3 separate regions of the Homo sapiens genome follow, and all the other regions are linked to region 2. A link is a loop called in an ENCODE intact Hi-C map of the cell type or tissue named here. Cell type or tissue: IMR-90. All regions are shown on one strand.

What was found. A loop is a pair of places that touch in the nucleus more often than their neighbours do. Peaks named below come from ENCODE experiments on the same cell type or tissue, not always from the same donor. Only the 100,000 strongest peaks of a DNase experiment are listed, where the experiment ranks them.
Region 1: a loop joins it to region 2, with 6 times the contacts of the local background. A loop is called at or near these places in 2 of 110 quality-filtered maps.
Region 3: a loop joins it to region 2, with 6 times the contacts of the local background. A loop is called at or near these places in 2 of 110 quality-filtered maps.

What each region holds. Positions count from the first base shown.
Region 1 is chr16:66,066,493-66,074,492 of GRCh38, reverse strand. No RefSeq gene overlaps it. Among named protein-coding and RNA genes, the nearest start is that of CDH5, 300 kb to the left of the region's middle. In IMR-90, no CTCF peak of the experiment used is centred here; a DNase peak (open chromatin) is centred at 3,802; H3K27ac peaks cover 652 bases.
Region 2 is chr16:65,117,559-65,125,558 of GRCh38, reverse strand. CDH11 (cadherin 11) reads left to right here and starts at 3,496. Exons shown (of 13, transcript NM_001797.4): 1 at 3,496-3,679. In IMR-90, CTCF peaks have their summits at 3,511 and 7,390 (motif pointing right); DNase peaks (open chromatin) are centred at 2,898, 3,308, 5,538, 7,408 and 1 weaker place; H3K4me3 peaks cover 4,984 bases; H3K27ac peaks cover 5,782 bases.
Region 3 is chr16:66,163,074-66,171,073 of GRCh38, reverse strand. No RefSeq gene overlaps it. Among named protein-coding and RNA genes, the nearest start is that of CDH5, 200 kb to the left of the region's middle. In IMR-90, a CTCF peak has its summit at 3,065 (motif pointing right); no DNase peak of the experiment used is centred here; H3K27me3 peaks cover 402 bases.

The DNA.
Region 1 (8,000 bases), 950 kb before region 2:
TTTTAGAGGTGTTCTAATATTTTTTGGATTGCATTATTTCTGGTGAAAAGTCAGTGGTGATTTTTTTTTTCACTTTTTTTTTCTGTAGATGTCTTTTCTCTGACTGTATTTAAGATTTTAAACTTTGGTTTCTCAGAATTTTGTTATAAGTCTCAGTGTAGTTTTCTTTATTATTTTTGAGGTGCATAGAACTTCTTGAATCTGCAAGTTGATATTTGTTGGCAAATTTGGAAATTTTTCAGTCATCAGTGAATATTCTTTTTCTACCACAATCTTTGTCCCTTCATTTTGAGACTCTAATTTCATGTGTATTACGCTACTTGATACTGTCTCATAGTTGAGATTGTTCATTTTATTTAGCCTTTTTATCCCTCTGTGTTCCTATCCAGATGCTTTTTTTTTTGTATCTACAAAGCTACTGATTTCTTTTGTAAGGTCTAATCTGCAACTTAGCTCATTCAGTGGATTTTTAAGTGTCAGATAGTCTATTTTTCAGTTTTAGAAACTTCATTTGGCTCTTTTTAAATTAATAGATTTATTTTTAAAGCATTTTAAAATTAACAGAATTGCACAAAAAATGCAGAGTTCCCATATACCCTGTCTCATCTCTCTCTCATGCAGTTTTCTCTACTGTATAGTTTGATGAGTTTTGACACATGCCTAATGTCATGTGTCCGTATTACAGTATCATATAGAATAGTTTCACTGGACCTAAAATCCACAGCCCCCTCATATTCATCCCTTCTTTTTTCCACTCCCTCAAACCCCTGGTAACCAGTGATATTTTTACTCTGTCTCTAGTTTTGCCTTTTCCAGAACATCATGTCATTGAAAACATACAGTATTCAGTCTTTTCAGACTGGCTTCTTTTCACTTAGAAATATACACTTAAGATTTCTTCATGTCTTTTTGTGGGTTAATAGCTGATTTCTTCTTAATTGCTAAGTAATATTCCATTGTGGGAATGTAGCATAGTTTGTTTATATATTGAAATATATCTTGGCTAAGTCCAATATTTGTCAATTATGAATAAAGCTTCTATAAACATTCATGTGCAGGTTTTTGTGTGGGCATACGTTTTCATTTCATTTGAGAAAGTACTTAGGAGCATGATTGCTGGATGGTATGATAAGCCTATGTTCAGCTATGTAAGAAACTGTCCAACTATCTTCCAAAGTGACTGTACCATTTTGCATTCCCACCAGCAATGAATGAGAGTTCCTGCTGCTTCACATCCTGATCAATATTTGGTATTGCCATTGTTTTGAATTTTAGCCATTCTAATAAGTGTAGTTATTTTTATAGTCTTCATTTCTCAATTGAGAATTTCTATTTGTTCCCTCTTTATATTCTTATTTTCTTTAAGTCTTTGAAATACCAGCTGTTTTAAGTTCTTGTCTCTTAATTCTATCCTCTCTGACCCTTCTGAGTCTGTATCTATTGACTGATTTTTTTCAATAGATACAGATATGCATCTCATTTTATCTACTGTGCATGTTGATATAGTTTGGATATTCGTCCCCACTCAAATCTCATGTTGAATTATAATCCCCAGTGCTGGAGGTGGGACCTGGTGGGAGGTGTTTGGATCATGACGGCAGATCCTTTATAAATGGCTTGGGCCATATCCTTGGTGGTAAGTGAGCTGTTGTTCTGAATTCACACAAGATCTGTTTGTTTAAAAGTGTGTAGCTTCTCCTCCCTCTTACCTTCTGTTGCTTCTGCTCTGGCCATGTGATGTGCCTGCTCTGTCTTTGCCTTGCACCATGATCTTAAGCTTCCTGAGGCCTCCCTAGAAGCCGAGCAGATGCCAGCACTGTGCTTTCTGTAAAGCTGGCAGAACTGTGAGCTCATTAAACCTCTTTTCCTTATAAATTACCCAGTGTCAGGTATTTCTTTACAGCAATGCAAGAATGGACTAACACACATGTCTAGTAAGGCTTTTGTTTTTGTTAAATTGTGTGCTGAACTTTGTGGATGCTCAGTTCTTAGTTGTTGAGATTTTGATGTCTTCTTCATTCCACAGTTTGGTTCTGTTTTGTTCCAGCAGAAAGTAACATTTACTTGTGGATCTCTTAATTCATTCAAGGATTTTTAAAATAGCTCTGTGTGGGTGGTTCTAGGACTAGCTTAGCTCTATGTCTAAGGCATGGCCCTTTTACTGTCTCTACCAGATGCCTGGGGTGTTGAACTATCCTTTGATTCTCACTAGCTGGAGCCTCTCAGCCTATGTGAGCACAGGCAATTCAGATCACAGTTCCTCAGTAGTTTCTTTCCCCTACTAGCTGTCCTTTGTCTCCTGGAGTCTTGCCTTGTGCATTCAGAGCTTAGAATTCAACAAAAGATTCAAGAGAACTCCTATGTACATTTCTGGAGTTTCTCCCCTTAGACACCTTCTTTCTAGTACCATGCCCTACAAATTGCGGCCACCTCAACCTCTTTCAAGTCCAGTTTTTGTTGCCTCTTCCCATGGAGGTATCAGGCCATAATGAATCACCCAGGCAGAAAGTCAGAACCAACATGGGCCTCATCTCATAGCAGACTTGCACTGACTGTTCCCTACAACTGAAATCAGTTATCTCATGTATTTTGTCCAGTATTCTAGTTATTTAATATAGGAAGAAAACTCTGATATCAGTTATCCCTTCATGGCCAAAAGTAAACATCCCACTCATTCTTTGTGTCACATTTAACTTTCATTTCATGAATTTCGTGTTTCACAGCATCAATCTTATTTGGTATCTGAGGCTCTTGCCTTTTTCCCCTCTTTCTAGGAGACAAGTCTGATAATATCTTGGTATTTAGTAATGCTTCAGTTTAACAATACTAACTAGCATTTGTTAATTAGCATTAACTAGCACTACCCAGGGCTATCGCTGGCATCTTTATCCCAGTGGAATAAAAATTACCATTATTCAACTATTCCAGACGAGGAAAGGAAGGTTCAGTTTGGAGAAGTAATTTGCTTAACACCTCTCAGCTGGTAGGTGATGGTTTTCTGACTCTAAAACCTCTGTACTTGTAGATTTTACCATAGTTTCTACTGTCCTTGTAAATTTTCAAACCAACTTCCCAGAGCCTCGGGCCTCAAAGAGTAAGAGAGAGAAATTGAGTGTATACTCTTATCCCAGCCCACCCTATATGCTGTTTGCACTAGAGCAAATATGCTTTTTAATGTTTAACTTATTAGAGTTCCATGCAAAATATATTAAAAGCCTTTCTGCAGCAAACAAAACAAATTTGTGGGACACTATTGTGCCACATGAGGCATTAATTTGCCCTTTTAAAATATTGGTTTTCTCCAAGAGGAGCAAGAAACTGCTAAGGAAGAGAAAAGTCTCTGTAGTTTCCTTTCCCTATTGTGTGATGCTGCAGAAAGCATATGGGTTCTTCAGTTAGGATCCCGGCTCTACCATAAAGCTATAAAGTTGTCTTTAGTTTACTCACACTTTCATGGACTCAGCTATACAGTCTGCACAATTAGGAAAAAAATCCTCTCTACAACATCTTGTTTTCAATAAACATATGTAAAAACCATTTAAAAAGGTCCTCAGTGATCCCTGCCTTCCGCTGTTGGTACCCTTGTGCGACCCCCTCTTCCTAAGCCTGGACTGGACCTAGGGACTTGCCTCTAATGAGGATAATACAGCAATGGTGATGAGGTGTCACTTCCAGGATTAGGCTATGAAAAACTGTGGCTTCTATCTTGAGTGCCCTCTCTTGCTCTCTCCCTCACTTGCTCTGAAGGAAGCCAGCTGCTCTGTCAAGAGCTGCCCTCTGAAGAGGCTCATATGGCAAGGAAAGGATGTCTCCAGCCAACAGCCAGCAAGGACTGGAGGCCTGCCAATAGCCATGTTTGTGAACTTGGAAGCAGATCTTCCCCCAGTTGAGCCTTGCAATGCATTCAGCTCCTGCCAGTATACCTTGATTGCAGCCTTGTGAGAGTCCTCGAGCCAGAGCACCCAGCTAGGCCATGCTTGGTTTCCTGACCTCAGAAGCTGAAAAATAAATGTTATCAAGCTGTTAAATTTTGGAATAATTTGTTATTTGCAAAGACAATGCGTACAAATAGTGTCTGGCACAGAGCTGATGCTCTGTTAATAATAATATCTCCCTTCTCCCTGCTTTCCTCCTATTCCATCCCCAGGGAATGGTGGCTTGCAGCACCCTGACTCTGCTCCTCTGCAGAGATGGTGCTCACTTTGGACTCTGACCCAACAGAAGAAGAATTCTCTGTTGCAAGTTCTCCAAGTTCTCCTTTCCTTTTTGGTAAGGATCGCATTTGGGTGTGGTGAGAAGTACAACTTATATCCTAATTGCTATCAGAGCCGAGAGTCGTAACACATAATTAGATGTGCATACAGCTGGAGATACGGAAATTGCAGTTCCTCTCATAGGACACCTTTTATAAAAGCTCTAGATGTACTAGACACTTAAAGCAGGTACAACATGGCTCCACCACATGAAGATGATCTTACATCGTTTCCTGTGCAGGCACATTTGGAATGTGTGTGCTTTGTGAGGTTTGTTTCTTCCTTTCTTTTCCTTCTTTTTTACATTCTCTGGCTGACTAAAGTTAAGTCTCTTCCCATAGGATCATGTTGAACTTTTATCTCTTCTATAGGTTCTCAGCTTTCAGCTCCCGCATCCCTTTTTCCAAGTTAGGAATCGACAGCTTGAAAACTGAGAAGCCTGAAGTCTCCAGGGTATTGTTCATTTGAAGAAATGTCCATCCCTCGGTGATGCAGATGCTTGTGGAATTTCTGGGGTTTGCCTGCTGGGATGAATTTCATTTGATCTCCCTGAGAATTGAAGAAAATCAAAGTCTTAGATCTAAAGGGAGATTACTGAGGACTGGTCCCCTACTTTGTTTTGAAACCTTGAAATTCCAGAAAAGGCCTCTCTCTCTCTTTTTTTTTTTTTTTTTGAATCTCAGATTTGGGGGAAAAATCTCTGTTAGGTATTTGCCAGCGCTTGGTATCTGTTTCAGAGTGGGCGAGGAGCAATTTGATTCTTTAAAAAATATTCTTGTCCAGGCGTTGTGGCTCACACTTGTAATCCCAGCACTTTGAGAGGCCAAGGGGGATGGATCACTGGAGGCTGGGAGTTTGAGACCAGCCTGACCAACATGGAAAAACCCTGTCTCTACTAAAAAGACAATATTAGCCGGGTGTGGTGGTGCATGCCTGGAATCCCAGCTACTTGGGAGGCTGAGGCAGGAAAATCGTTTGAACCCGGGAGGCAGAGCTTGCGGTGAGCCGAGATTATGCCATTGCACTCCAGCCTGGGCAATGAGAGTGAAACTGTCTTAAAATATCTATATCTATATCTATCTATCTATGTATATCTATATATTAATATATTATATATAAATATATATAATATATGTAATATATATTCTTTATATAACATGATCAAGGTTCAAGAATATATTACATTCTGGAAGGGAATTGCTTGAAGGTTATGGTCCATCCACCCATTCATTCCCCTAAGGCAGCACTCAGAAACCTGCAGAGGTCAGCCAGCTTTAGATGTGTAAGAAGCTTGGGGAAAGGCCACAGGGAGGGAACAGATTTTTGATATATGCATATATTATGTATATTTGTATGTATATATCACAGTGTATATATACTGACACATATTTGTGTATATTTAAAAATTGAGTCTGCAAGCCACCCTGAGCCCAGTGACTTCTTTCTAGCACCTCACTCCAAACATCATTAGATCTAAAAGCTATACATCTGGGGAGTGACATTTACCCCTGTTGAATTAAGTTTAGCCTAAAGCTGCCTCCTTACATATTTTAAGTCAGGCCTAAAGATTTCTCCATACATAGGGAACTGTAACGTAAATGGATATGGAAACAGGCTGTAACCTACTCTTGGTACCTAGAGTACAAAACTCTTGAGTTTCGGCCAGTCAAAGGTGGCCAACTGTTCAAATCCTGTTCAGATAAAGCAAATGCCGGCTGTAACAAATCCAGCTGCTTGTTGACTGCACTTCTGTTTTCTGCAGTCACTTTCCTTTTTCTGTCAATCAGTCTTCTTTGACCATGCAGCGATGCCAGTGTCTCTGAACCTATTCCTGTTTGGGGACCAGCTAGTTTGAATGCATTTCCTAGGTGCAGGGTTTGATGTCATCTGACTGTATCACCATCCACCTTAGGGGTGCAAGGTCAATGCCTGTATTGTTTATCAATGTGTCCTGTATGCTTAGAACAGTACCTGGCTCACAGTAGGCCCTCAGTAGATATTTGTTAAATGTTGTATAAATTTTGCTGAACATGTTGAATAAATAAGGATGAGCCCTGTGAGAATTTTCAGAGACTTTGATCTAAAATGTTGCTGAATGTCACATTGCCTGTATATCATGGTATTCTCTCATGGTATTTTCAAGAAGAACTCTTGGGAGAATGAACTTTATTTTAGAATGAAGAATAATTGCGCCTCTCCTGGAAAAATAAATCACTTAAATTATGTGGACATAGATTTCCTCTTCGGGCTGGCTACTAGGAAACTCAAAATATGTGTTTGATCAGCCTCTTTGAATTACATGAGACTCAGTGGGATCCTTTGTTTTCCCTTAGAAGCATACTTTTCTCATAGACTCCTGAGGTTTGGCGATCGTGCTGTATTGTAAGTGTTCTTGAAAGCAAGTTCCAGGGAGTGAATAAATGAAGACAATGCCATAGAAAGGGAGTAGGAATTAAAGAAGTGAATGGCAAGAGAATGAGGGTGGGGTGAAGAAAACAGAAGGAATTCACTGGAAAGGGAGGAAGACAATAGGACATGAGGGATATGAGATTGAGCTGGGATCTCCTCCAGGTCTTAGGACATCTCAGGAGGTGGTCTTTGAGGGCCCATTAGGCTTTGATAATGCCGTGGGCATGTGGCTAGCACCTCTGGGTCAACTTGTGGCTTGGAACTCTCTGAAGATGGAGAAGGAGGCAAAACCATGAGGATATTCTCTGGAGCCACGTTTACATCTCCACTTTGGTACTATGAGCTGCCACTTGCTTTTGTTGAGCCTCAGTTTTTTATCTGTAAAGCGGGGCTAATAATAGTGCCTTCTGCTAAGGTTCTCTTGGAGGCTCAATGAGGTAATGAATAAGAGGTAATGATAACATTTCCAGTGCTCAAATGGTAGTTATTGTTATTATTGCATTGAGCTTTCTAGATTTCTGTCTCATCTTCTGTCATCTCATGGCTAGGCTAGAGTAGCATAGAAAAGAAGGAGAAAGTCTCAATTTCTCCACATTTACCATTAGGCCTTTCTTGAAAGTTTCCTTTAAAAAAAAAATTGACCCCGATTTACTATGCCAAAACCTTGGAAGTTTTCTTCAAACCCAAACATAACTGGACCTCTTTCAGTCATCCCTGCATTTGTCCAGTACCTCCTGTCTGTAGGCAAATCTTATGAACTTGGCATTAGTAAAAATCACAAATATAATCCGAAATTTTTAATAAGGGATGGAAGTTTTAAAAAAATAATGGAAGACTTCTTCTCAGGGTGACCAAGGGAATACACTGAATTGCATGCTACAGAGCAAAACTATAAAAATCCATGTTAAACACCTGATTTTCCAAAGTTTCTCTTCATGCCACTGTCAAATCACTGCAGTCCTATTTCACTCTCTTTCCATCAAATATCTTCTTCTTCCCCTCTCAGGCTATCTTCTTTCAGCTTCCTCCCCTCTCTTGGGCTCTTCCAATTTCTGTAGACCTTTATTTAGAGAAGGGATCATCAAGCTTTTTCTGAAAATGGCCAGGTAGCAAATACTTTAGGCTTTTGGGGCTCTATGTTCTCTGTCACAGCTATTCAACTCTGCTCTTGTAACAAGAAAGCAGCTGTAGACAATAAGCAAATGAATGGGTGTGGCTGTGTTCTAATAAAACTATTTACAAAAACAAGAAATGGACAGGGTTTGGCCTTTGGGTTGTAATTTGTTGACTCCTGATTTGAAGCAACTTATGAATCTATCTTCACGTGATGAAACTTCA
Region 2 (8,000 bases):
TGTGCACTTTGTACTGTGTCTATGAGTAGGTGTGTTTAAAATGTCACGAACTGGAATGCCTAACTCTAGTTCCCAGGAATTAATCACTTAGAAGAGTGAAAGGGGGGAATTAACTTTCTTTAAAACTTATAAGGTTCTCCAAAGCAGCAGCCAAAATAGAACTTGCTGAATAGAAATATGGTTATCTTTCCATAAGAACTAAAAATCTTTTTTTAACATATTTTTCTCTGAAACTGCTTTGCCAAGTTTCCTCTTGTGGATTAGCTGCAGGTCACAGATATTCTGGGAATAAAGATATGAAAGGATTTTTTTTTCTTTCTTGGTTACAATTCAATGATTTTAGTAAATTTATAGATTTGTGCAATCATCACAACTATCTAGTTTTAGAGCATTTTGATTGCCCAACAGAATTCCCTCAAGTTCTATTTGCAGTCAATTCCTGTTCAAATCCTCAGCCCTGGGCAACCACGGCTTTATGTTTCTATAAGTTTGCCTTTCCAGTTCATATAAATGGCCATTTCATATAAATGAAAATCATACAATATGTTGTTTTTCATTTGGCTTTCAGCATATGTTTTTGAAGTTCATTCGTGATGTAGCAAACATCAGTATTTCTTCCCCTTTTATTGCTGAACAATATTCCATGGTATGGATACACCCTGTTTTCTTTATCTACTCACCAGCTGATGGGTATTTATGTTGTTTCTTTTGTTTATCTGCTCACCAGTTGATGGGTATTTGTGTTGTTTCCAGATTTTGGCTATTATAAATAAGGCTGCTATGAACATTCTGGTGTGTGTTTTTGTGTGAACATGTTTCCTGTTCTCTTGAGTAGAATCCTAACTTGCTGGGTTGTGCAAAGGGTTATTGACTGCTGCTATACACTAGGTTCCATCTGATTCAGGTGTGTAGTGTCAGTGGAAACTTATCAAGCAGTTTTTAACTTACTTTTTAAAATCGGCTGATGCACCCATTACTAAAGGGATGGTCTATAAAAACAACTGTTGTGATTCGATAAATGCTGAACAGAGAGGAGAGGTCAAAGTCCAGCTAATGTCAGCTGACATGTGGCCAGGTTCATCTTTGGACACGCTTCCAAAAGGGAGTTTATGAAACTTGCTTCATGGATCAAGAGATGTCCTAATCATTACAGATCCCGGGCATCTTTGTATAATATATGTATGATCAGATTGATCGTGACTTCACACTCCCTCTAGGACCACGTGGAAGGGTTGAGAAAATCCAGGCAATAGTTTGTAGCCAAACAAGAGCAAAACTCGAGTACCTCTGAGGGAAAGCCGGACCCCTTGTCCATCCTCTCCTGTGTAAGTAACTTCATTTATAAGCTGAAATGACGCCACCAGATCATCCTATTACCATCACCATGCCTCATTAGAGTGGGGACTTTCGGCGGTGGCTTGGGAAGTACCCAAAGTTTTAGGGGTTACAGCAGAGGCCAAAAAGGCAGACAGAGGAAGCAGGGTAGAGCTCTGAAAAGGTTCAGGGCCAGGGACCCACAGGGGGAGGCAGGAGTGGCAGGCACCACGATCTGCTCTCTGGCGCTCTACAGGAAAGCACCGGGAGTCAATGTCCTCGCGCGTCCCTTGCGCAGAGTGTGGTGCGAGGTTGGGGGGTTACTGGAGACCCAGGGGGCTATCACCTTGGACACCTATGGTGGGGGGAAGGCTGAGGAGTAAGATAACCGGGCAGCTGGAAACTTACAGCTCTTCCCCCGCAGTGGAGGAATGAGGAGTTCAAAGGCCACGTCCACACAGAGGGTGACAGAGGCATCCTCTCCGCGCAGGACGCGGACTGGGGGCAGGCACGCAGCGCCACCCGGATCCTGGAGTCGTCAAGAAAAACGCGGGCGCGCAGGCCGAAGAGGGTAGGTCCCGGGGCAGCCTCGCCGGCACCCGCCCCCGCGGGCGTCTCCCCAAGCCGTGTGGAAACCCGGGCGGCTGCGGGCGCTCGGGACCCGCGGGCTGGTGACCAGGAGCTGGAGGGCAGGGCTCGGCCGCTCTTGCCTTAGCCCCGCACTGGGGTTCCTTCCCCATGCGCTCAGGATCCCAAGCTTTCTCTTCCGTTTTCGGCCTCTTTTTCCGTTAACTCCTGGGCCCGTCTCCTCCCCTCTAGCCCTTTCAAACTGCTTGGCTGTGGCGCCCAGCTTTCCCTCCGCAGCCTCCTTCCCCGTCTTTTTCGCGGGTCCATCTCTTCTCCTTTCCCAGCCTCATCCCCGTCCCCCTAGGCGGTTCCTTTTTAGCCTTCACCCACTGGCGTCTCCACCTTCCTCCGCCTCCTCTCTTGCCTCCACCTCCCACCCTGCAAACTTGTTCAAGCCAGGGGTCCCCACACAGGCATGGTTGTTCCCTGCTGGGTGTGCGGATCCCCACGCCGTTCCCGGTACCGCGAGCGCCCCGCCCAGTCCTTGGCGTGATTCCTAAGCCCCGGCCCTGCCAGCCCTTTCTCCCGGCGACTCGGGGAGGGAGGGCAGGAAGCAGGCCCGGGGAACCCTCACGGTAGCGAGTCGTCAGTGAGGGGAACAGCGGAGGAAGGAGCTAGGACTCCGGCGCTGCGCCCCATTAGGCCCTTTCTCCCGTAGAAACGCACACTCCACCGGGCCCTGGCGGGTCTGTAGCGAGGGAGTGGCAACAAGTGACACTACCGGCGGGGGCCACTGATACCTGGCTGGGGTAGGGGCCAAGGCACCCTCCCAAAAGCTGGAGCGAGGCCGACCCCGGCGAAGCGCTCCCCGCGCACCCCTCTCCGAGGCGTTGCGTGGGGGGCACTAGACGAGAGGAGAGCTGAGAGAGAACGGAGACTGGGCTCTTCCCAAGTCCTAAGTCTCCCTCCCCGCCCGACTTCACCACCAGAGCCACCAGAAGAGTTTGCAAGGGATGGGAGATTGAGAGGGGTGGGGGCTGGGCAGGAGCCGCCAACGTTGAGGGATTTTTGGAAGGTGGGGTGGTGGAGTGAGAAAGAATAGAACGCGCTCCCGAATTCCCAATTGCTTCCCTCACTTGGACGATACCTTCCCCCAACCACCATCCCGGCCCGCCAGGCGAGAGCCCAGCCTGGCCAGCTGGAGCGGATTTGGGGGAAGGAGGAAAATGGGGGCTCCCAACCCCTCTCCAGCTTCCCTCCGCCGCCCTCCCTGATTGGCTGTGCGTCCCTGGAGCCCAACTTCAGTCGCTCCAGACTCCATCTGAGCCCTGAGGGAGTCGGAGCGCCGCGCCACGGGGCGGGAGGGGCGGCCACGAATCCAGGGGTTAGCATCTCTGGGCCCCTGGGGGGAGGGGCGCGGACGGGGTCGGCCCCCGCAGCCTCTGCGAGGCCCATCTCGCTGCCTCTCGCAGCCTCGGCTTCTCTCAGCCCCCGCCCTTTCCTTCCCTCACAGCGGCAGCCTCCCTCCTCCCGCCCCCCCCGCCCCGCACCCGCCTGCCCGCCCGCCACCTCCCCCCGGTTTCTCATTCCTGCCACTAGCGCGCTCGGCGGCTCATTCCGCGGCCGCCGCCAGCTGAGGGGAGCGTCGCGGGCCGAGGAGCAGATGCCGCGGGGGCCGCTCGCAGCCGCCGCTGACTTGTGAATGGGACCGGGACTGGGGCCGGGACTGACACCGCAGCGCTTGCCCTGCGCCAGGGACTGGCGGCTCGGAGGTTGCGTCCACCCTCAAGGGCCCCAGGTGAGGTGCGCCGCCAGTCCCTTCCTCTCGCCTGGTTGGGGCTTCTTGGAATGGGGGGCAGGATTTTCTCAGGAAGAGAATGTCTTGGCGGGGCGGGGTGGTGAGGGGGACGGTGGTATCTGAGTCGAGAAGGCTTCACTAACGCAAAGCAAAAGGGAGGGAGAGATTTGTTTAAAAATCAGAAAGGGAGAAGGGAGCCAGCTGTGGGCGCGGGCAAAGCAGGGGACGGAGGCTTCAGATGTGCGCTCCACGACTCTCCCTGGCTCCGGCCTCCTGTGGGGTCTGCGCCGAGGCCACAGCAGAGGGGGTTTGTACCTGGCTGGGGCAAGAGACTGCAGAGCAGACCTCCGGACACGCCGACTGTCCCCGGTCATATCTCTGGGGAAAGTCGCCCACGGCGCGGTGCCCGCCAGCCCTGCGCCGCTTCCCCAAAGCGGCGACATGACCGCGCTCTGCGGGGTTCTTACTCCATCCTCCCGGATCCCTGCCGAAAGCTCCCCGGGGCTTAGTCCCTGCAGTCGAGACTGCCGGGTAAGCCCGGGAAAACGGAAAGACCCCAGCTCCGGAAGGAGATTGCCCGCACTTTAATAGCGTGGGTTTGGGGCCGCCGACTGTGGTTCTGGGGCAGCAGGCTGCGGTGCGCTACAGCCCTCCAGCCCGAGTCTCTGCGGGAGCTCTGGCGCCCGTTTGTAAGCTCCCACCAGCGCAGGAGTAGGTCCATGAGCGGCCCAGACTCGGGCTCGCCTCTGGCTTGGGATTGGCGAAAGCTGCCAGGGTCAACGTTAACTTTGAGAACCACACCTTCCCGAAACCTGCGCCGCTTCTCGGAGCGCGCCAAGCCTCTCTAGCTCCCGGCACGCACGGCCTCCCTCCCTGCGCTCTGCCCCGGAACGCGAGCCGGGAGGTGGGAAGCACTGAGAAGCTGGCCAGATGGGGAGGACGGCGAGGAGAGCTCCCTTCTCCCCCCTCCCCAACCCAGAGGAACTGTAGGAGGGCCCGCCTCACGCTGTGAAGCGGAGTCCCCAGAGAAAGTGGGGTCGGGGGAGGCTTGCGGGTCCGGCTTCCTTGTCCGTTTTTTTGCCGAGGCCCTGCTTTCGCCCGGGGCTCGCCGCGCCTGCCTCTCCCGGGTGAAAGGTTTTCTAGGTGCTAGAAGAAGCCCTGTTGCTTTTGCTGATAATGCAGTAGGAATTTCATGGGCCATCACACTGCTATTAAGAAATCGCATCTTTTAATTATTTAATACCATCCCTGCCTGACGACGGGTTATCCCTAAGGGATGGGAGTGGGGGGTTGTTCTTGAAACCCGGCTGTATGAGGGTATAGATTTCACTAAAGTCTTCCCCCTTCGTCTCCCCCTAAAGAAATCGTGCTACGATCGCTCTGAAATCTTTTCTTATTTTCTTCTTCTAATCATGGCTATCGGTTTAATATGAGGCAGTAAGTTTTCGTTTTAATCACAGGGAGGCTACCATAATTAATCTGGCTAGAGGACGGATCAATTTCCTCATCACTTGGGCTTGCAGCAGACGTCGATGGTTTTGCGGGGTGTCTGGATTTCCTGGGGATGGGGATGCAGATGTGTTCTCAGGAGCGAGGATCCTGTAGCATCGCATGAGCACATTTGCCAGGCTGGGCTCTGAGCGCTAGAGCCTAATATGTTGGCAGAGAAGAGAAGGGACTGACCTTCTTTTCGTTAATCCTGGAATTGTTTTTCCTACAAATACGTAGGTGCAGACACCAGAACAGAAATATTAACTGCCCAACCCTAGCTGCAGGGAGCCTGGTCTTCTTCCAATAGGACAAAGGAAAAAAAGTTACAAAACAAAGGGACAGAGTTGTGGCCAATACGAGAAGCACTCTGAGGCTCCAGCTACTGAAGTTCCTTAAATGTAATCTCTGATTCCAAGTTTTAGAGTTGGCCAGTGGGCTCTGGAATTCGAACCTCTGTGAAAAACTGAAATCCAGCCTAGTACAAAAGGAATGTGAGTGCTTTTCAGTAGAGACCAGGGAAAGGCATCTGAAAGGCCAGGAAACTTTGCTTGAGTAAGGATTATCTTTACATCTTACTTTTGAAACATTGTAAATTAAGACATTAAAATGTCTTGCAGGCATGCACTATTATTAATAAAAATTATTACTATCATTTTAGTTGTTACTTCAGAGTCTGCATAAACTGGGCATTTTATGACATTGTTTGAAAGAATAAACCACCCTCCTCACCCCTGGGAAAGGGGGAATGAAGGCAGGCCTTGGAAGGATTGAGACTGGATAATCTGGCGAGCCCCAGACATGTAGATTTATTCAAATGGCTGCTTATTGCTGCCTAGGAAAATAAGCTTTTAAAATAGTTCTAACTGAAGCAGTGGACCATCTTGATAGCACTTCAGAACTTTCATTACGTTCAGCATTCTTATCAGAACACCAGACAGTAAAATTACTAGAAACCTAAATTCTATTTTCAATTAAGATGCAATCTTTTGTTAATTTGAAAATTTAAAAAAAATAGTTATGGCGCAATTTTTTTTATGTCTTAGAACTCATGTTCCCTCTGTAGAGTGGTGGCTGTGGATGTGCATGTTTGATTGTTTATTTGTGGGAGGAGGGGGCAGGGGACAGACTTGGAGAGCCACGCCATGATTTGGGGGAATACGGATCAATTTCATGCTCTTTTAATGCACTTGTCTTCATAATTCATGGTTTTTCTTCTCCTTTGAATAGAATTACATGGCTGCTTTGTAAAGATTCTGGTTTGGGGACCCTCATATGGGAAACGCCATGACATTGACCTCGTGGTCTGATTTACAATGCCAGTACTGCGCTCCCAGGAGCATAGCATGTCCTGGAACCTTGCCTGTGAATGCCTGTGACTTATGAAGTGGTAACTTATGAAGTTGGTAAACTTTGATCTCTTATATTCAAATCTGTTTTCAGAACCATCTAAACAAGATCTTCAAATCTGATTTTAGTCTTCCTTCATTCTCAATACATGTATGTAGGTAGATGTTGGAGAAACATAACAATTTCATTGGAATTTACTTTCAATATTGATGTTTTCACTTTGATGACAGGCATACTTACTCATTCAATAATAATAAAACAGTGGAATATATAGAGTTTGAAAGTAGGTATCAAACTTTTTTTCTTGAATTGTCAAATTTGAAGAATGACTATGAACTTTCAAGTTTTTTTTTCCTAGAAAATTTGAGCACTGTATAAATTCACTAGCCAATGATTTAAGGGATTGAAATGTGTTTGGGATGATTTTCTCCCTTATGGAATTGGCTGCTGTTTCATAAAAAGTTACCTAATTTGTCAAGAATCCCTATTCTGCACTTACCAAGAATTGTGAGTTTTCAGCCTTTTTAATTTAAAGTTATTGCCTCTGAAATATATAAAAGTAGTTGGTCTATATAAATTTGTGATTTAATTGATTAGGGGGAAAAACATCAACAGGTCTGCTAAAGAAAAAGAAAAATAAAGTTGGAGAAAATTGGACACATCCTGGTGCACTGGTAGGAGTTAAAAATGAGCTGTTCCATCAGGATTCCTGTGATAGCCATCCGCAGCCTCCCCTATGAGCAGGAAGGACTAAAGAAAACACTCGAGGAGCATAATTAGACATCTTTCTGCTATAATTTTACCCTGACATTGAGAGCCTTGTACAACTCTGGAAATGGACTCCTTCGCGGAAGATTGCACTTCTGGCCACTAGAGGGCAATGGCACCCTTCTCCAACTGTCTGCATGGAGCCCATCTGCTTTTGAGGGCATCATGAAAAGCGGTTTTGTTACTTACAAGCCTTGTCTGGCCCTCTCAGGAGAGACCGAATTCAATCTAGCTGTGGTTCAAGCTACTGCTCGAGCAGTTGGTCAGGATTAGCATCTCTCTAGTGGGTGGATCCTGTTACCTTCAGCATCTTCTTCCCACCTTGGAGTTTACTAGAAAGTTGGGAAATCCTGTAACTTGACATTGAGCAGCAGCCGGGGTGGGGGCTGGGCTGCAGGATAAACAAGGTCAGCTCTCACTGAGACAGTGATCTGGGAGGATTTTCTGGATTTTTTTCTGGCAAAAAGAGCATCATTTCTGACTCCAAGTGGAAGGGAATGGATAAAGAAGAAAAATATCAGTGAGACTACCGTGACACCATTGCCCGTTCTTTCATGAGGTTTTGAAGATGTCTGCAAGACACTTCTAATTTGCAAAAAGGAATAGCAGTTTGATCTTCGGTAAACACTTTGGGGCATGGAATTTTAATATAGCAGTAAATGTTTTACTGTTTCTTTTAAACCATTCTTGATATTGTTGTGAAAAACCTAACTTT
Region 3 (8,000 bases), 1.0 Mb before region 2:
GACCTGCTTCCTTGATAGGGAGAAGCCATCATTTCCTGTAGTCATTGCCTGAATCCCAAATTGTCTTAGAAACTTTGCAGCCAGATTTATGAGGACTTCTGGAATTTTGGTATTTGCCTTATTTTCTGATGCTGATCAAATAGAACCATTGTGTATCTTCCACTTGTGCCCGAGCCTTTTATAGGTAGACAATGTCTTTCTGGAGCCCTTGAGTTAGACACAGAAGAAAGAGGTTTGTGATGGGGCATAATGTTAGGAGAAAGGTTGGCCTCAGGATGTTTGCATCAGTGTGAGAGATCTATTGTGGATGTCTCGATAAAGTTTATCCAAGGAAACCCTCCACTCATTGCAATATTTCATAGTCCTGGCCCTGTTTTGGCCCTGCCCATCACCAGGGCAATCCAGATTGTTTGCAGGATGGAAACTGTTTGTCACCATGACAGACCCACAGTTTTCTGATCCAGGCCTCCTCCTATTTCCTTATGGTAGAAAGTTGACATTTCAGGGACCCCTCGAAAGCATCTAGGCTTTACCCAAAATCTTAGGGAAGTTTTTTTTTTTTTTGTGGGGGATGGAATTTCTCCATATCCAGATTCAACAAACCAGAAATATACTCAAATTATGTAGACCCTACATGCCAACTTAGGGAACATGCCAACTAACAGAGCATAGGAGTGCGGTCAGGCCTTGCTTCTTAATACAACAGGAAGTGCATTTTCACAGAGAGGTGAGGCCTTTCCTTTTGGGAGAGGGAGGATGGAGAAGAGTTCATTAGAACGACTTTACTCCAGATTCCTAGTAGTTATTCATTCAGAGAGCTCTGAGCAGCTTACCCTGCCCAGTAAAAGGCACCCTTCACAGATATCTGGGGATATCAAGCAGTGGGGACTTTTAGTTTATGAATGGGCACTATGTGACCCAAGGTGCTAAGAACCAACAGAAGAAAACCAGGCCACCAGCTGGGAACACCAGCATGGTGTGAAGGCCACAAGGACGCGCTCTCTCTCCTCCCATGGCTCTTGCTGAACCCTGAACCTTGTTGAGGATGTGGGTTGCTATGGTGATGGGAGGGGAACTAGCCTGGGTGAAAGTTACAGTAGAGACAGAGACTTTTGACATCATGCAACCATTGTTCCAATTTCCTCCTTAGAGCCAGGCTTCAGGCCTTTACCCACACCATGTAGACCTCTGCCTTTACCGGTGCCCCTCCTCTTGGGAGGCAGGCACTGGGGGAGCCTTGGACATCTCCTAGATGCTGAAGAGTCATGTCAGCAGTGATGAGGATACTCATTCCCACTGGAATACTGATCAGGAGGTGAAAGATGCAGGAGTCATCTCCCTTCTTATCCACAAGCTCATATGCTTCTTTAAATTATAGGCATTCATTATTTGAATGTATCTATACATCTTCCTTCCTCCCTCTCTCCTTCCCCCCCTTCCTTCCTTCTCTCCCTTCCTCCCTCTCCTCCTCCTCTTCTTCTTCTTCTTCTTCTCCTTCTTCCTCTTCCTCCCCTTCTTTCCTTTTCTTTCTTTCTTTCTTTTCTTTCTTTCTTTCCTTCCTTCCTTCCTTCCTTCCTCCCTTCCTTCCTTCTTTCTTTCTTTCCCTCTCTTTCTTTCTTTTTCTCTTTCTTTCTTCCTTCTTTCCCCACCTCTCTCTTTCCCTCCCTTCCTTCCTACTTTTCTTTCCCCTCCAAAAAATATTTGTTGAGGACCTACTAAGGGTAAGGCTTTATCTCAAGTCCCCAGGATGCAGTGATGAGTAAGTTTTGGACTCTGTTTGGAAGGAGTCTACGGTCTAGACTGGAGGACTCTAATCCCATGATGATAACCCACTTTGAATTCTGCAGAGGAATTCACATGCCACATGTGGCATGTGAGTGGAGAGGAAGGGACAGATAACTGGCCCTGGGGGAGTTAGGAGGGCCTCTGGGAGGAGCTGACCCTGAAGCGGCACCTTAAAGGAAGAGATTTCCAAGTAGAGATGTGGGGTAGGGGAGAGGATGCCTGGCAGAGGGCTTAGCATGTGCACAGAGGACAGACTGGATGAGTCCTGACTGCTTTTCTGCCGTAGTCACCAGGGCTGACTGTGATGACAGACTTGGAGCCTCCCTGCCAGCCTCCTTTTCCTCCTCTGAGGATTTCCCTGTAATGGAGCCTCTGTAACCTGCCCTCTGCAGCGGGTCCCTTGCCTTTCAGGCCTGATGAATCGTCCATCTCCCTCATCTCATGTATAGGGCTTGTCTTCAGGGTCTAGAGTGAAAGTGGGTCCTGGAGCTTGTAAGGGCACGATGCCAGTGAGGTAAACTTTCTCAAACAGAGATCCGTGGCTGGAATACAGCATTCCCAAGCAGGTAGAATGTTAAAAAGAACTTGGAGGAGGCAGAAAACTTCCAGATTCTTCTCTAACTTATTTTACCTCTGCAGGAGCTGATATCATCTTAGGGTGGGTGGGATCTTCCTTCCCGGCTAATCTTTTAAATTTATTATTATTATTATTTTTTGAGACAGAGTCTCACTCTGCTGCCCAGGCTGGAGAGCAGTGGCACGATCTTGGCTCACTGCAACCTCTGCCTCCCAGGTTCAAGCGATTCTCCTGTCTCAGCTTCCTGAGTAGCTGGGATTACAGGTGTGTGCCACCACGCATGGGTAATTTTTGTATTTTCAGTGGAGATGAGGTTTCACCATGTTGGCCAGGCTAGTCTCAAACTCCCGATCTCAAGCAATCTGCCTGCCTTGGCCTCCCAAAATGCTGAGATTACAGGCTTAGAGGCTCCCTAAGACAGCCGGTCTCAGGCCTTGGAGTCATGAGCCCAGGAGCTGAGATTTAGATGACGTTAAGGTTAAGGCTGAGGCTAACCGGCAAGGCAGGCCTGTTTGACTTTACATGTGAGTTGCATCCAGAATTCAGGATTCTTGAGGTTTGTTGCAGGCACCAAAGAGTCTGGCTGTGGCCTGCTTGGAACGTCAGAGGATGCGATAAGAACTGGCAGAATCAAGGGCAAGGTTTTCTCCCTTGATAAGATTTCCGACAATTTCCCTCCCCTCCTCTCAGCCTTCTCTCCAGAAGAGGGCAGTCACAGGGTTGGGTTGGGAGGCAGACGGACTTTGTGGGAAGGGACTGGGGAAGTTTTAAAGTTGGTGCTCCTAATGTTTCTGAAAATGTCTTTCCTGGGGTGAGGTTTGAATCAGGACCTGACTCCCGAGGTGTGGGCCATGCCGCTTAGTGCAATTGCCCTTTTCTGAATCCACATCTTCCCTGGATGTGGAGCCCTGGCAGGGGTGGGGCTGAACAGGGCCTGGGGCCTGGCTACTATCCCTCTGACTGCCCATATGATAGGACGCCCCGTCTAGGCTGATGCTTGCACCAAACTTCCTTCCCATTGTTGCCTCCTGCTTCCGCCCCATGAGCTCTCACACCCTCTGCTGTAGGAACCTGCCCTTCTGGGGTGCCCTGTGCCATCCTGTGTATAAGCTCCTCCTTCTACTAAGGGTGTCCTTCCCTCTTGTGGTCTGCTATGTGATTTCAGGGACCCACATGCTCCAGCTCGGATGTTGTTTCCATGAGAAAGCTTTCCCCTCTCCTTGGCTCCCCTTCATCAACCCTTTTGATAGAGACAGGAGACAGGAAAATACTAAGAAGAAGAGGTGGTTCCCAGGCAAGGACCCCACCCTCAAGCCTGGAAATCTGTGGCCCTAAGTGAGAACAGGCATTCCTGTTACTGTGCTCAAAAAGTTGCCTTTTGGCTGGCCATGCCTCCCATCCTGTACCATATAAACCCCAAGCCCCAGACTCCAGAAGGAGATGAGCAAACAAATGGCAGAATGGCATGGCAGAGAAAGAGAGAAGAATATGAGAGTCTGAACACCGAGAGGAGTTTGGCTGGGGATGATCAGAGAGGAGATTGGCCACCGGAAGGCCAAACTCGAGGGGAAGATCATCTTCCTACTCCATCCCCCTTCCAGCTCCCCATTCATCCACTGAGAGCTACCTCCACCACTCAATAAAACCCCGGCATTCATCCTTCAAGTCCATGTGTGACCTGATTCTTCCTGGATGCCAGACAAGGACCCAGGGACCAAGGGGGCACTGAGTGGGTTAACATTAAACCATCTGTGGAGAGCAAAGCTAAAAGAGTGCACTGCGATATGCCCACTTGGGCTTCAGGAGTCACAGACACCCACCCCTAGACACTACTGTGGGGCCGGAGCCCAAAGCGCTCATCCCAGCTCCCGCACCTGCTGGTCTGCACGCTCCCCATCTCGTAAGGGGTTTGAGCTCGCAGTGGCTGAACAGAGAGCCACACCCTTGTTGCACATCCTGCGAGGGGGGAGCCAGGGAACTCTCCCATTTCACAATCACGAAGGGTTCTTATCTGTTCAACTGCTGGACCTTGGGCTCCAGGAAGGCAGCGCTAACGTCCCCTCATCCAGCCTGTGCAGACATGATGACCCAGTGAGTGGCTGGGCAGAGAATCACCAGCTGGGCTGCAGGCCAGGCTGTAGCCTGTTCTTACTGTGCATGTTTTGGGATGAACCCTATTACGTCCAGAGACCTAGTAGGCCCTGTAATGTGTAATTCCAGAAACACTTCCTTCATTAAACATTAATGCTAGCACCCAGCCCAAGGGCAGGCATAGAGACCCACAAAGGGAGGCAGGAGACCCTCGAGTTTAACACCTTAGACTTTGGGGTCAAGACAGGTCTGGTTTTGAATCCCTGCTCTTAAAGGCCATGAGCTTTGGAGCAGGTCACTGTACCTTCCTGAGCCTCTTCATTATCAGTAAAATGAGGATAATAATATCTGTTTTACTGGGAAGCTGTGAGGCTTGAATCAGATACTGTAAAGTGCTTAGCACAGCACCTGGTACACAGTGGAAGCCCACTAAATGGTAGCTATTATTATTAATAATAAATATAGGCTGAAGGAACACAGAGATGAATGAATGTGCATGATTAATGCTTACTCCTCCCATCCTGGCCCAAATAAAATATACAAAGGGTTTAGGGAACTCCATTAGCCAACCTAACTTGCTTTCATAACAAGAAATCTCACAGCCATGACCAGGGCTCCTATGTGACCCGGGCATGCGGATGGATTAATAACACCCCAGTCTGCTTCTGGGCTCCAGAAACAAGCAACACTCCTCACTGTGCCCACAAACTCCTTCTGTGCTGGCTGTGTGTGCCCCATGGAAAAGGGAGGTGCACCTGTGTTAGTGATATGTGGAGAGGCATATTCCTCGCGGTTGCCTGGACGACTTTGTCTCAACACCTGCAAACAGCCTTCTTTTTTCCTCCTCTCCAAATCAAAGTGAGCCTTTAATTTCCTTGCGGGGAGGACAGGAGAGAGCTGAGCAATTAGACATCAGCTGGCCCCTCTTGGAGGCTGGAGCTGTTTTTAGCTTTGCCTCTCAGGCAGGCAAATCTGGCCCTGGAGTCTGGGCCCAGCCCAGTAAAATTAATCTAGCAGAAGATCATCAAGGTGCAGTGGCATGGTGAGAGGGGAGGACGCGCTCCCTCTGCATGGTTGAGTCAAGGTCCTATCTTACATTCTCTCTCATTCTGCTATAAATGACAGGGTTTTCCCCACAAACATGCATTGCCTTTGTCCAAACACTCTTTGTCAAATGACCCAGTGTAATCAAAACCAGTGAACTCCCTTTCCATATAGTTGTAGTAGAAAATAAAAACTTTTCTAATCTGAAACTGCATGCCTTTGTGAGAATTAAGAAAATGTGGACAATGCAGGGTTTCGGAGCAGTGCAGGAATCCCGAAACTTCCAGGATGAGAGAAAAGGTTTCTTAAGTGGTGTGTGCAAGTTGGGGCTGCTCCTGGGTGGCCTGGGATGGGCAGGAGATGGGGTGGTTTGGGTGCAGTGGGTAAGTGTTGCTTTTTAAGCAAGAGGGTCTGTTTCTGGAGGCGATTGGGCTCCAGGCTGATACAATCTGTTGGCAAAAATAACTCTGGATTTGGATCTAACGAAGACTATAAAAGAGAAGCTCAGAGACTTGTTTTCCAGCCTTGTGGGAGTTGGGGTGTTTTAAATGAAGGGCAGATGTAGCCTGAGGCCAAAATCTGCCTCCCCCAGTCCTGCTGTAACCTTATTAAAGAATAAAAATAAAGGCAGGACTTTTATGGTAAGAAAGAAAAGGCATGACAAGGCTGCTTTCCCCAGCCAAGAGAGGGGTTCTCGGGACACACAGGGAGGTGCTGGGATCATGTCTGTCTGCAAGAGCCGTCAGGGAGGGGAGGAGGGTGGTGGGGCCCTGGGCAGGTGCGGGGAACCTGATCTGACTATCAAGGCTGGGGTTGGATCGAGGCAGGAGGGGGGCTCCCAGCTAGTGTGGCATCATTGGTCAGGTCAGCCCCCTAAATCTGCCTTTGCCAGGCCAGTTCTCCCTCTTACAACATTTGCTGGCCACACACAAAGCACATGGTGCTTTGTGACTGCGTGTGAAAAGGGACAAAAGTGGGAGCTTCAGCTTTCTAAGGAGTCACAGCATCTGGCACTTGGGAGGGGCTCAGATCATTAATGCTGGTGACCCCAAGAAAGAGTCCATGCTCTTTGCAGTGGAGTTCCTTGCCTAGAGGCATTCTAGTAAGTGGGAGCTTACTACACTCCTGATTTGGGGCAGTAGAAGTACCTACAACTGAGTTGGAACCTCACCTACACTTGTGACCAGCTCACCTCTCCTCTTGGCACCTTGAGTCCTCATTTGGGTAATGCCCTCCTTCCCCCTGCCCCATTTGAGGAGCTGTGAGGGGAGACAACACAAGCCAAGGGCCTGCACCTTAGCCTGAAATGCAGACATCAAAATGCCCCCTCAGCTGAAGGCGAGGGGCACAGCAAACCCAGGGGTATGGATGCAAATGAGGAAGGACCTGATTCCTATTTCTGGAAGGACCCAGCTCCTTGGACAGCAAGTGTGGTAAGAGCTTGACCAGGCATTAGGACCAGGCTTGGAGATAGGGGTCAGTGATGGGCTCTTGTACTACTTAGGATCTGGAGTCTGGTCAGGGAAACTGAGGCAGGGCCCCAGGTGTAAAAACGGCATCACAAGTGGGCTGGCGCAAGGAAGGCTGCTGCTTGGTGGACCCAGAGTCAGCTTAGGGCTGCTGAGGTGGGCTGTGACCACAGAAGGGTGGGGCCAAGTTGGGGGTATGGGAACCAGGAGGGAGGGGCTAGAAACGTCTTCATTCAGGTACAGGGAGTGGATGATTGGGGAAGCGTTTCATCCTCTCTGGATTTAATTCTTCAAACATTCTCCTTCTCCCTCCCACGCTGGTCCTGTGGCTACAGTCTTTCCGGCTACAATCTGTTTCCCAGAAGGCAGCAGAGTGGTCTGTGTAAATCACTGATCTGACCCTACCACTCCCTCTCCCTCCAATTCCTCCCATGGCTCCCAAATACTTCTAGGAGAGAGTCCAGACTCCTTAATGCATTAAGCAAAGCCTTCTGGAATCTCTAAAATGCTTTCTCTTTTCTCACCTCCTCCATCCTCGGGTCTAGCTTGGAGTTCCCTGAGGGGATCACTCACTGCTCTGCATATCTACCTATTGTCATAGCCACTGTCAACACCCCACCTGATTCTCATAGTTTATCCCAGGCACCTACATCTTTGATAGATAATTCCTGTATCTCAAATGGTTTCAGGCCTCAAAGAACCAGCACCTCTCTGCCTGAGGACTTTCTCTGGTCTCAGGAGGATGCTGTGCCCAGGTGGAGGTGGGAGATGCCTCAGGAGCCACCCTTAACCAACGAGGAAGAGAAATTGGAGAACAAATATCTGGCTTCTGACAGCCTCAACAGGAGAATTCTGATGTATGTTCTGTACAGTTTTTCAGAGAGCCCCAATGGGGATTGTGTCCAGGACACAATCCACGACCCCCTATAGTGACCCACTCATTCATGCATTCATTCCTTTCCTCTCTTCCTCGTCTTGTTTCCCCAGTCCCTTGTCAGCTTCCTGGAATCGCTTCCCAAATATTCACTCACACC